Linked DNA regions of Mus musculus: all the other regions are linked to region 1. Evidence: chromatin loops called from intact Hi-C (ENCODE). Cell type or tissue: heart. All regions are shown on one strand. Region 1 has its middle 17 kb from the start of Gm39364. Region 2 overlaps Herc1 (HECT and RLD domain containing E3 ubiquitin protein ligase family member 1). Region 3 overlaps Herc1 (HECT and RLD domain containing E3 ubiquitin protein ligase family member 1).

Evidence for each region. Peaks named below come from ENCODE experiments on the same cell type or tissue, not always from the same donor. Only the 100,000 strongest peaks of a DNase experiment are listed, where the experiment ranks them.
Region 2: a loop joins it to region 1, with 2.9 times the contacts of the local background. A loop is called at or near these places in 12 of 42 quality-filtered maps.
Region 3: a loop joins it to region 1, with 2.2 times the contacts of the local background. A loop is called at or near these places in 12 of 42 quality-filtered maps.

Annotation. Positions count from the first base shown.
Region 1 is chr9:66,282,434-66,286,433 of GRCm38, forward strand. No RefSeq gene overlaps it. Among named protein-coding and RNA genes, the nearest start is that of Gm39364, 17 kb to the right of the region's middle. In heart, CTCF peaks have their summits at 354 (motif pointing right) and 1,583 (motif pointing right); no DNase peak of the experiment used is centred here; H3K27ac peaks cover 330 bases.
Region 2 is chr9:66,375,735-66,379,734 of GRCm38, forward strand. Herc1 (HECT and RLD domain containing E3 ubiquitin protein ligase family member 1) reads left to right here. Exons shown (of 78, transcript NM_145617.3): 3 at 583-678. Among named protein-coding and RNA genes, the nearest start is that of Gm30447, 24 kb to the left of the region's middle. In heart, no CTCF peak of the experiment used is centred here; no DNase peak of the experiment used is centred here.
Region 3 is chr9:66,380,897-66,384,896 of GRCm38, forward strand. All of the region lies in intron 3 of Herc1 (HECT and RLD domain containing E3 ubiquitin protein ligase family member 1), which reads left to right. Among named protein-coding and RNA genes, the nearest start is that of Gm30447, 29 kb to the left of the region's middle. In heart, no CTCF peak of the experiment used is centred here; no DNase peak of the experiment used is centred here.

The DNA of each region.
Region 1 (4,000 bases):
AAGCAAACAGGTGACTGGAGAGATGGCTCAGCAGTTAAGAGCACTGACTACTCTTCCAAAGGTCCTGAGTTCAATTTCCAGCAACCACATGGTGGCTTATAGCCATCTGTAATGGGATTTGGTGCCTTCTTTTGGTGTCTGAAGACAGCCACAGTGTACCCATAGAAATAAAATAAATACACCTTAAAAAAAAAAACCCACTGTTCTCATTTTTAAAAAGTGAAAAAAAAAAAACAACAGAAATCAAACTAACACATCTGCATCTCCCCCCACCTCAACCCCCCAATGTGTATTGCTGTTTTGTCTGCACATAAGTGTGCACCATGTGCATGCAGTTTCCACAGAAGCCAGAAGAGGGCATCAGACCACCTGGACTTACAGACAGTAGTGAGAGCTACAAGGATTGAACCCTTGTCCTCTGGAAAAACAGTCAGCTCTGTTAACCACTGAGCCATCTTTCTAACCCAGGTTCTGCATCCTTGAAAAGATTTACAATGGAAGATGCTACTCTGATGGTAGGGATGAGGGACTAGTAGGCGCATAGTCATCCCTTTTTAAGGGCAGATGGCCAACTTCATCATTTGTTTTTCTGAGTGCCCCCAACTTCTGGGCTATTCCTTGTAATTTCTTATCTATTTGGCTCTCACTCATTCAGGGAGTGGGGGATGGGGACAGGGACTGAGCTTTGCTTTCCAGGAGCAGACTCGCTTGACGGAGCACCCCTGGGTAGCACTAGGGATGCCCTGACGCTCCTTGTGAGGCTGCAGCAGCTTTTGAACTCCTTCTCCCCTATAGCCAAGCTTTTAATTTCTTCCTTAGCAGCTGGGAAAAACAAGGGGAGAGGGCAGTGAGGTGATTAGTGGGCAAAGGTGCCTGCTGCCAAGCTTTAGTCTCATGCCCAGGATCCAAATGGTGGAAGGAGAGAAATGACTTTCGAAAGTTGCCCTTGAACCTCCACACACCTGCTATAATGTGCACATGTGCATGGGTATGTGTGCATGCATGCATACACATTCATGCTCACCCACATGAATACACACATACAGGCACTAAATAAATTTCTTCTCCCTCAACATTTCCAAGGCTTGAGCCTGCATAGCAACCATGCTGCCTTCTCTAGTGCCAGGGGAGAGCTAAGTTATCAGTAGGCAATCCTAGGAAGAGAACTCATGTTTATCAAGACATGAGTTTATCATGTTATACAAAGGCATTGTTCTAATCTCTTGTGTGTACTTTCCCTGACTTACCTACCACCTTTGCAGATGAGGAAGTGGAGGACCTTGGAAGCTATGCTGAATAAGACAAGGCTGGTAGATAGTGGAGCCAGGGTTTGGTTCTGGACTTTGAAGTCCATGTGCTGTTACTGTAGGCTGCCTTTGAGGGGCCCCTTGGAGGCAGAGGTCATGAAACTTCAGGAGTTGTATGGAATTCTACCCACACAAGGCAGTCCTGGACATTCAATGTGTGTCAACTGAGACTAACCTCAGCCAGTTTACACGGTGCTGTGTTGCCCACTGTCAAGGTCATAGGCACTCCCAAAGATTATTGAAGAGAAAAGCTTGAACCTTACGAGGTCATGGCCACCAGGTGGCACTGCAAGGACTGATTGAGATCTTTGTTCCTAGATCTGAAAGCCAGTAAGATATACCTGGTTCCTAAAACAGAGGTTCCAGGGAAACAAGCAAACCAATCAACCACAGGCCAAACCCTTGAGAGTCTGGCTTAATGTTTTGCATAGGCTTTGTGGAAATCTGCCAAGATTTTTTTAAAGTTTTAATTTTCAGAGTCAGTCAAATGCCATCTATATAGTTCAAGAATTTTCAAGTATAAAACAGGAGCTGGGGTTGCAGCTTAGTGCTAGAGTACCTGCTTTGCATGTACACAGCTCTGGCTTCAGTCTCCAGTACAAACACACACACACACACACACACACACACACACACACACACACTGTATAAAAAGTATGTAGAAAAAATCTACTCTTATATTTACTGCTATTAGTTATTTATGAATCCTTCTAAATATTACACATGTAAACATAATACATAACTATCTTCATACAAGATTTTATATGAATATATATTTTATATAGCAATATGTATATATAAAGCCATATACATATATATATGGATATATATATATATATATATATATATATATATATATATATATATATTCCTTCTTTTAAAACAGATGGCTGCTTAAAAAAACCTTGCTTTTGAGGGACTATTAAAATGGCTCATAGGAAAAAGACACTCACTTACAAGCCTGACAACCCAAGTTCTATCTCCAAGATCCAAATGATGCAAGGAAGGCAGCCAGGCATGATGGTACCTGCTTTTAATTCTAGCATTCAGGAAAGTGAGTTACAGGCCAGCCAAGGCTATATAGTGAGACCTGTCTCAAAAACAACAACAAACCAAAATGGTGGAAGAAGATAGCTTGACTCCAGCAGGTTGTCCTTGCTCCATACGTGCTGCCTGACACATATATGTGCATATGTGTTTCACATATATGTGCATGTGTGTTTCTTTCCTTCAAGGGAGAAAAAGATCCACTGTAGTCTTCCACTCAAGAAGACTCCCTGCCATTTAAAGAAGAGAAGTTAGTGATGTTAGCCATACTTCATTTTGTAATCTACAAATATGATGATAAATGTACACATTGCAAAGTGAACATATTTTAAAGTAAAATAGGAACAATTCATACAGTTTTGTTTTCCAACAAAAACAAAGGTGAAACAAGTGAAAATGATAACTAGTAACAGATGGTTTTATGTAGATCTTTATGTCGGCAGTAATCCTTTTTTTTTTAAGATTTATTTATTTTATTATATGTAAGTAAACTGTAGCTGTCTTCAGACACTCCAGAAGAGGGAGTCAGATCTCATTACAGATGGTTGTGAGCCACCATGTGGTTGCTGGGATTTGAACTCTGGACCTTCGGAAGAGCAGTCGGGTGCTCTTACCCACTGAGCCATCTCACCAGCCTGGCAGTAATCCTTTTAAAATTCTATTGATTTGTTTTGTTTTTTAAGACAGGGTTTCATGTACTCCAGGCTGGCTTTGAACTTGATATGTAGGTTGATTTACATTTTTAAAATTATATTTATTATTATTATTATTATTGTGTGTGTGTGTGTCTGTCTGTCTGTGGCATGGAATGTAGGGTGGGGGACAATGGGTGTCAAAGGACACTTTTTGGGAGTCTGCTCTTTCCTCCCACTGCTGGCTCTAGAAACTGAACTCAGGTTATCAGGCTTGCATAGTGCTTGTGTGTGTGTGTGTGTGTGTGTGTGTGTGTGTGTGTGTGTGTGTACCTGCTGGGTGGCTTGCTAGCCCTTGTTTGATTTTTTGATTGGTTGATCTCAGATTGTGGCTTTAGAGACGTTTTATAATCTGTATCATTTGATCTCTCAGCTTGTCAACTGTCAGTGTTGATAGTAAGCTTTCAGATGGTATTCTTGATTCTTGTATGCACAGAACGTCAGAAACCTTCAGTCATTATTCTGTCCCTGATCAGCTTTCAAGTGGCGCCGCTCATGTGACTTATCAGAAATTACAATTGCACGATGTTTGTGATAATTACCGTGGATTCTTTCCAGATGCTTCTCAGCACTTTGGCCTTTAGTGGACTTTGGGAACAGAGCCCAAAGCCTCTGTTATCTGATGATGCCAAACTGCAGCTGCACATTTTCTAATGCCCTAGGGATGCAGGCGTGACAGCTACTGTTCCCCAGCCACAGTGACCTGCAGGCTTTTGCTCCTGATCTCAGAGGTCTGTTTGCCATGGGGTAGGATCATGCTGTTACATAGGATATACACTGGGTCATGCCTTGTTTCTTTCACGGAACAATATAGAGATTTTTATCAGTTTGTAAAAAACTACTGATTCTTTTGGGGATTAAAACACAATGATATTATTTCCCCCTTCACTTTCATTCTCCTTTCTCAATCACACACACACACACACACACACACACACACACACTTTTTCAAAA
Region 2 (4,000 bases), 93 kb after region 1:
ACACAGACTCCTGAGTCACATACTGTGTGAAGTAATTCTTATAACCTTGAGTTTACCTTTTAAATCCATATTTTTCTGGTTCTATTTTATACAGTTTACTTGCTTTTGTTAAATAGGTTAACCTTTTCCACAAATAGTAACTATAAAATGTGTAGCAGAATGATTTTATTGTTAGTTTTCTAGTTTCTGTCTATTTGTCATTCCTGGACAAATATCAGGTGTACCTAGTCAGAAACCACCCTTCCTCCACCCAAGGCCCTATACCTTGTCATATATGCTTCTTAGTAAGTCAAAGATACACTGAAAAGTAGACTGCTGTCTTCAACATTCTGTGTTTGCCTCAAAGAAGAATCTTGTGTTTTATTTAGTATGGCTTTCTCTCTATTTAATGAGGCAGTTATAAAGTGATTGGTGCTTGATTGATCCTTTGACGCAATAGATTTTTGTAATACTTTTAGTTGGTTTTGTCCTAGTAATAGGAATTGGTAGTACACCTAATCTTACAAAGTTTTTAAAGTAGATTTTTTTTAACTTATATGTCTGTTTCCTTTCCATATTGTACCCCACAATATTTAATTACAGGGTTCATCTGCTGATCGGAGTCAGTGGAGAGAACCAACTAGAACATCTGAAGGCTTATGTTCACTCTATGAGGCAGCATTATGTCTTTTTGAAGAGGTATGTAATCTTCATAGCTTTGCATTAAAAATGTCTTTGTTGTAAAATGTTACAGCATACATTTATCTCTTGAAAGTCTCTAAAAGAAAATGGTACCAGTGGTTGGCTATCCCTGGAGATTGGAGCTCAGTGTTTAGTTGCCATGGCTTGGAAAGAGATACTTTTCAGTGTGTCTCCTTTTAGTTATTTTAATTTTTGGATCATGTATTGGTAACTTTTGTTGAAAAAAGTTATTGAGTAAAACAGATTCAGAAGGAATTATAAATAATTGTATACCTTAACAAATTGTGGTAAAATAAATATTCTTCTAATCATTACCTAGACTTAAAAAAAAAAGATTGCCATCAAACCTGACAACTTGATTATAATTGCCAGGTACCACATGGTAGAAGGAAAGAACAAACTTTCTCAAGTACACACACACACACATACATATGAAAAGTAAATAGAATTTGCCATCCACTGCAGAAGGCCTTTCACAGTCTGGTCATTACCTTTTCTCTACAACAGTTCACTGTATTGACTTTTAAACTAATTTCCTTGCCAGTTTTAGTTGTGTCACCCACGTGTATGTGCCTGGACTCTAACTCATTTTTTTTTCCCACTTAAAAAATGTTTTTAAAATCGCTTTTTAAAAAATTGGTTATTTATTTACATTTCAAATGTTATTCTCCTTCTCAGTTTCCCCTCCCCAAACCCCCTTTCTCCTTCCCTGCCCCCCTGCTTCTATGAAGGTGCTCCCCCACCCACTCATCTATTCATGCCTCAGTACCCTAGCATTCCCCTATGCTTGGTCATTGAGCGTCTATAGGACCAAGGAACTCCCCTCCTATTGATGCCAGATAAGGCAATGTCTGTTACATGTGCAGCTGGAGCCATGGGTCCCTCCTGGTGGTTTAGTCCCTGGGAGCTCTGGGGGGTCTGGTTGCTTGATATTGTTGTTCTTCCTGTGGGGTTGCAAGCCCCTTCAGCTCCTTCAGTCCTTCCCCTAACTACTCCATTGAGGTCCCTGCACTCAGTCTGATAGTTGGCTGTGTGCATCCACATCTGTATTGGTTAGGCTCTGGCTCAGCCTCAGCCTCTCAGGGGACAGCTATACCAGGCTCCTGTCAGTAAGTGCTTCTTGGCATCTGCAATAGTGTCTGGGTTTGGTGTCTATAGATGGGATGGATCCCTAGGTGGGGCAGTTTCTGGATTGCCTTTGCATCAGTCTCTGCTCCACTTTTTGTCCCTGCATTTCCTTTTAACAGGAACAATTCTGATTAATATTGAAATTAGTGGGTGGCCTCATCCCTCAATCGGGGGCCGTGCCTATCCACTGGATATGCTCTCTACAGATTCTCTCTCCCCTTTGTTGGGTGTTTTGGCTAATGTCATCCCTGTTGGGTCTTGGGAACTTCTTGGGTCCTTGGCATTTGGGACTTTCTAGTGGCTACCCCCAGTTCCTCCTCCCCCACTGCTATATATTTCTGTTCAAATTCCTGACCCTCTGTACTTCTCCCCTGTCTCCTTCCCCCTCTTCCCTCCCTTCCCCTCTTCCTCCCACATCCCTCCCTCCCTCTACCTTCCCTTCTGAGTAAGAGTGAAGCATCCACACTTTGGTCTTCTTCCTTGGGTTTCATATGGTCTGTGAGTTGTATTTTGGGCATTCCAAACCTTTTTTTTTTTTGGTAGTGGGGGGGGGCTAATATCTACTTATCAGTGAGTACATACCATGTGTGTTCTTTTGTGACTGGGTTATATTTTCTAGTTCTGGATGATATCCAGATGATATCTGGATGATATTTTCTTTTCTTTTTTTTTTTTTTAAAGATTTATTTATTATATGTAAGTACACTGTAGCTATCTTCAGACACTCCAGAAGAGGGCGTCAGATCTTGTTACAGATGGTTGTGAGCCACCATGTGGTTGCTGGGATTTGAACTCCGGACCTTCGGAAGAGCAGTCGGGTGCTCTTACCCACTGAGCCATCTCTGGATGATATTTTCTATTTCCATCCATTTGCTTGTGAATTTCATGAAGACATTGTTTTTAATAGCTAAGTAGTACTCCATTGTATAAATGTCTGCATTTTCTGTATCCATTCTTCTGTTGAGGGACATCTGGATTGTTTCCAGCTTCTGATTATTATAAATAAGGCTGCTATGAACATAGTAGAGACTCCAGAGAACCAAATAACCCAATTAAAAATGGGGTACACGGCTAAACAAAGAATTTGCAACTGAGGAATACCGAATGGCTGAGAAGCAGTCAAAGAAATGTTCAGGCCGGGCGTGGTGGCGCACACCTTTAGTCCCAGCACTCGGGAGGCAGAGGCAGGTGGATTTCTGAGTTCGATGCCAACCTGGTCTACAAAGTGAGTTCCAGGACAGCCAAGGCTATACAGAGAAACCCTGTCTCAAAAAACCAAAAAAAAAAAAAAAAAAAAAAAGAAAAGAAAAGAAAAAAGAAATGTTCAACATCCTTAGTTGTCAGAGAAATGCAAATCAAAGACCCTGAGATTCTACCAGTCAGAATGGCTAAGATCAAAAACTCAGGTGACAGCAAATGCTAGTGAGGATGTGGAGGAAGAGGAATACTCCTCCATTATTGGTGGGATTGCAAGCTGGTAGAACCACTCTTGAAATCACTCTGGTGGTTCCTTAGAAAATTGGAAATAGTTCTACCTGAGGACCCAGCTATACCATTCCTGGGCATTTCTTTCTTTCTTTCTTTTTTTTTTTTTCTTTTTAAAGATGTATGTATGTATGTATGTATGTATGTATGTATGTATGTATGTATGTATGTGAGTACACTGTAGCTGTCTTCAGACACACCAGAAGAGGTCATCAGATCCTATTACAGATGGTTGTGAGCCACCATGTGGTTACTTGGAATTGACTTCAGGACCTCTGGAAGAACAGTCAGTGCTCTTAACCACTGAGCCATCTCTCCGGTCCCCCCCAAAAAATCTCTTAATCTTTATGTTCATATTCCCTTCTTTGAGTTGGTGGTAGTTATATGATATTCTAATTCTGTTATTTTTCTCCATTTATTAGTTGGAATAATTTTTAGAGAATTGTTCCTTTAATCAACTGATTATTCTGCTAGTTTGTATAGGAAAGGTAGAATAACTTCTTGATTCTCCCTATTCCCTTTTTTGGGGGGAGGTGAATGGGGTTTCTAAATAGAGTTTCTCTGTGTAACAGCTCTGGATGTCCTGGAGCTCACTTTGTAGAACAGGATGCCTGGAATTCAGAGATCCACCTGCCTCTACCTCCAAGCACTGGGATTAAAGGCATGTGCCGCCATGCCAGGCTCCCCATTTACTGTTTATTGACTA
Region 3 (4,000 bases), 98 kb after region 1:
AAAAATATTCCTGTATTATAGATTTTCATACTATCTTTATTCCCTTCCTCCTTCCATCCCTCCCTCTTTCTGGGATCAAAGGCATGTGCCACCACTGCCCAATGTATTTGGTTCTTTTTTGGGGGAGGAACTCTTATTTGTATGTTAGTTTTTGCCTTGCATTGTCATCTTTTATTGAAATTAAAAAATATTTTAAGTTTATTTTCATTTCTATAATGTCTTTATTTTTTTTGTTACTCATAAGGCATTGTTTGTTAACTTTAAAAAGACATATTTTTATTTATTTGTGTATGTATTTGTGGTGTGAATGTATGCCATGTATGTGATACCTGTAGAAGACCTGAGGAGGGCACTCAATTCCCTGGAGCTGCAGTTACAAGTGGTCCAATGTGGGTACTAGAAAGCAAACTTTGGTCCTCTACAAGATCAGAAAGTTCTCTTGACTACCAAGCATTCCTCTAGCCCCATATTATTTTTATTTACTCTTGTATTTCTTCTACTTTGGTCTTCATTTAAACATTTCATGTTTAAAATTTCTACTTTATTCCTTTAAAATTTAAAAAGATTTTTAATTCTTTGATAGTATCATACAGTGTATTTTGATATTTTACTCCTTCCCAACTCCTCCTAGATCTGCCCTCCTCACCCTCACTTCCCTGATCAACCCATTTTTGAGTTTTTCTCTTTATTTTAGTCCACAAAGTCCAATTTGTGTTGTCCAACTACTATTGGAAGTGGGGCTTGCTTTGGAGTTTGATTGACCTATTTAATAGTTGACACCATTAAAGAAAACTGACTCCCTCTCCCAGCAGCTATCAAATGCCATTAGGTCCTCAGCTAGAGGTGGCGTTTCATACCTATCTCTTCCCCTCCATTCAGGGATTTTTGTCTAGTTTGTGTTGGGCAGGTTTTATGCGTGATGTGAGTTCATATGTGCAACTGCCCTGTCTTGAAGTTATCTGGCACCTCTGGTCCTTACATTCTTTCTGTCTCTTCTACAGTGAGAACACCCAAGCTTTGCTGGAGAGGTGTGATATGTTAGCTCCATTTAGAGCTAGCATTCTCATTCAGATTTGTGCTTTTCTTTCACATATTGTTTGATTTTCTTAATCTTTTTTGGCTTGAAAAGATCACAAAGGGTTCATTTTTCTGTCATGTTTTAATTATAGGGATGGTCTTCTTTCTCTCCTTCTTTATCCCATTTTTGTTACCCCCTGTGATGGTTTGTATATTCTTGGACCAGAGAGTGGCAACATCTGGAGGTGTGGCCTTGTTGGAATAGGTGTGACTTGATTGTTGAATAGGTGTGTCACTGTGGGTGTGGGCTTAAAACCCTCACCCTAGTTGCCTGGAAGTCAGTCTTCCACTAGCAGCCTTTGGATGAAGACATAGAACTCTCAGCTCTGCCTGCACCATGACAGCCTGGATGCTGCCATGTCCCACCTTGATAATAATGGACTGAACCTCTGAACCTGTAAGCTAGCCCCAAATAAATGTTGTTTTTTATAAGACTTGTCTTGGTCATAGTGTCTGGTCACAGCAGTAAAACTCTAAGACACCCCCCTCACCCCCATTTCTTCCTGTCTTCCCTCCTCCTCTTCTCTATGTTCTCTCCTTTCCTTCTTCTCCCACTCTTCTCACCTTGTGTTTCTTTTCTTTTTTCTTTTTCTTTCATGGTCTATCACTCAGGCTGACTTTAACCTCATGCTCTGTGCCTTGAGTCTTGGAATTAGTCAGGCATCATTATGACCAAGTATTCAAGTTCATCAGAACTCTGTTATTAACTTTTCTGTGAAATTAGTTTTTCTGAAACTTCAGAATGGATTGGGTTTCAAGGTAGCATGTTGTGTGATTCTTTTTTCTTTCTTTCGATTTCTTTTCTACTATTCTTGTATGATATTTGAAAAAATCATTTCCCCAGGCTTTTCTTCTCACTTTTATCTTCTCCTTCTCCATCTCTTCTCTCCACTGTTCCTATCCCTGTACTTTTGAATCTACTCTAGTAGTTTGTCCTTTGCATTGGGCTCCTTCCTGGGAGGGAATCCTGACTGGTTCGTTTTTTTTTTTTTTTTTAATTACAGGAGCTAGATAACCCATGACATTTAAAATGTATTTATTGTCCTGGAGCCCTTGGCCTTGTTTGTTGTGGGAAAGGGCAGAACTTCTCCAAGGTGTGACTAGTTTTCTTAGATTGACCTATTCTTTTAATGAGTACCCAACTGGCTGTTGTAGGATTCTATTGTTCAGCTGTCTGCCAGGCCTTCATTGCTTTCTGCTGTACTGGAATCGAACATAAATAAACAAAATCTCAAAAAAAATATCTAAAGAAATAAAACAAATGTCCTCATAATTGGAGAAGGAAAACCATTTCAATAAATGGCAGTGATTCTGTAATGGTAATGCTGTGTGTATTTGGTGGTGCACTGCGATCACCTACTTTGTGGTTCTTGGAGCTACATGTACGTAGTTTGTTATGAATGTTAAATGGAGCTCGAGTCTCAGAGTTGGAGAGTTGAGAACCGTGGTGCTCTGGTTCTGCCATCTGAGTTTTACAGAATCCTGCTTAGCAACCACCTTCCAGCTTTACGTTTACTGTAAAACTGTGCTTTTAAATCTCATTAGTATTGTTTTCTTTTTCCTCTTTTTTCTTTTTTTTTTCTTTTTTGAGAAAAGAGGAAGGACCTTGTTACAATACTAGGTCTATGAATGATAAATTTCACTGTCTTGCTACACCACCATCCTCCTTTCGTCATCAGTGAAGTTCCAGATTCATTGACAGGTAGTTCTGTGTCCTGATGTTCACTAGGAAAACCTTGTCAGACATACTTACTCTATTACTTTGCATTATAGTTAAAGGTTCTGAGTAAAATTCTTCTGTCTCTTCCTGTTTAATATGCTGACAAAACATTACCTCTTTAAGATTTTTCTGTTTTACTTATGTTAAAAAAAAACCTTTAAACCACAAATTGACAATAATTACAGTCATAGTTTTTTTTTCTTCTTAAATATTTATTTATTTATTCATTTATTGAATGTATGAGTACACCTTTGCTCTCTTCAGACACACCAGAAGAGGGCATTGGATCTCATTATAGATGGTTGTGAGCCAGCATGTGTTTGCTGGGAATTGAACACAGAACCTCTGGGAGAGCAGCCAGTGCTCTTAACCGCTGACCATCTCTCCAGCCCCCAGTCATAGTTTTAATATGTTGATTGTATTGAGGTTTTGTGTGTTAATAAAAAGCAGTTGTGTAAAACTTAGTTGATATCAGAAAATATGGAAAGTCAATAACAAGGATTAATTTTAGCTCTACTTGATAGAATATGTGAAGTTAAAATGGCATTCCTCTTTCCTGTAACATCAACTTGTAAAATACTTTGAACCTTAATATTAAGTGTTAGTGTGTTTGCAGTGAGACTAATACTCTGATATAGATCCCTTCCTTAGTTCAAGGAGTCAGAGTGTCACCTTGGTTCCTATGCTTTGGGATAAAATATAGTAACATATTATATAATTTTGAGACAAGACCTCAATGTGTAGCCCTGGCTGTCCTGGAACTCACCTACTTCTGACTCCCAAGTGCTGGGATTAAAGAGATACACCACCATGCCTGGTCAGTAAATGAGCTATATAACAAAGATAAGTGATTTAAATATTTATTAGAAAAAAGTAGTTAATTGTGATTTAACATTACATGGAATATTGTCTATGTAAGCATCAAGAGTAGGCATAAAATTTTGCGTTATTGTTTTGACATTTGTCAGTTCTTAATTACTATTAAAGAATGTGCATATGAAAAGAGGTAACATTTATTATGTAAAGGTAACAAGATTATTAGTGATGTTTTCTTCCTACTTTGTCTTTATGAACTTTGTATGTGAAAACATTTTATTTAATAAAGTGGCTTGATTATGTATGTCCTTCCCACCTTAGCTATTTACTCTGTGCTAATTAATATTTTAGCTATCTGTATTTAAAGCTAGATGTGAGTAGCTTAGA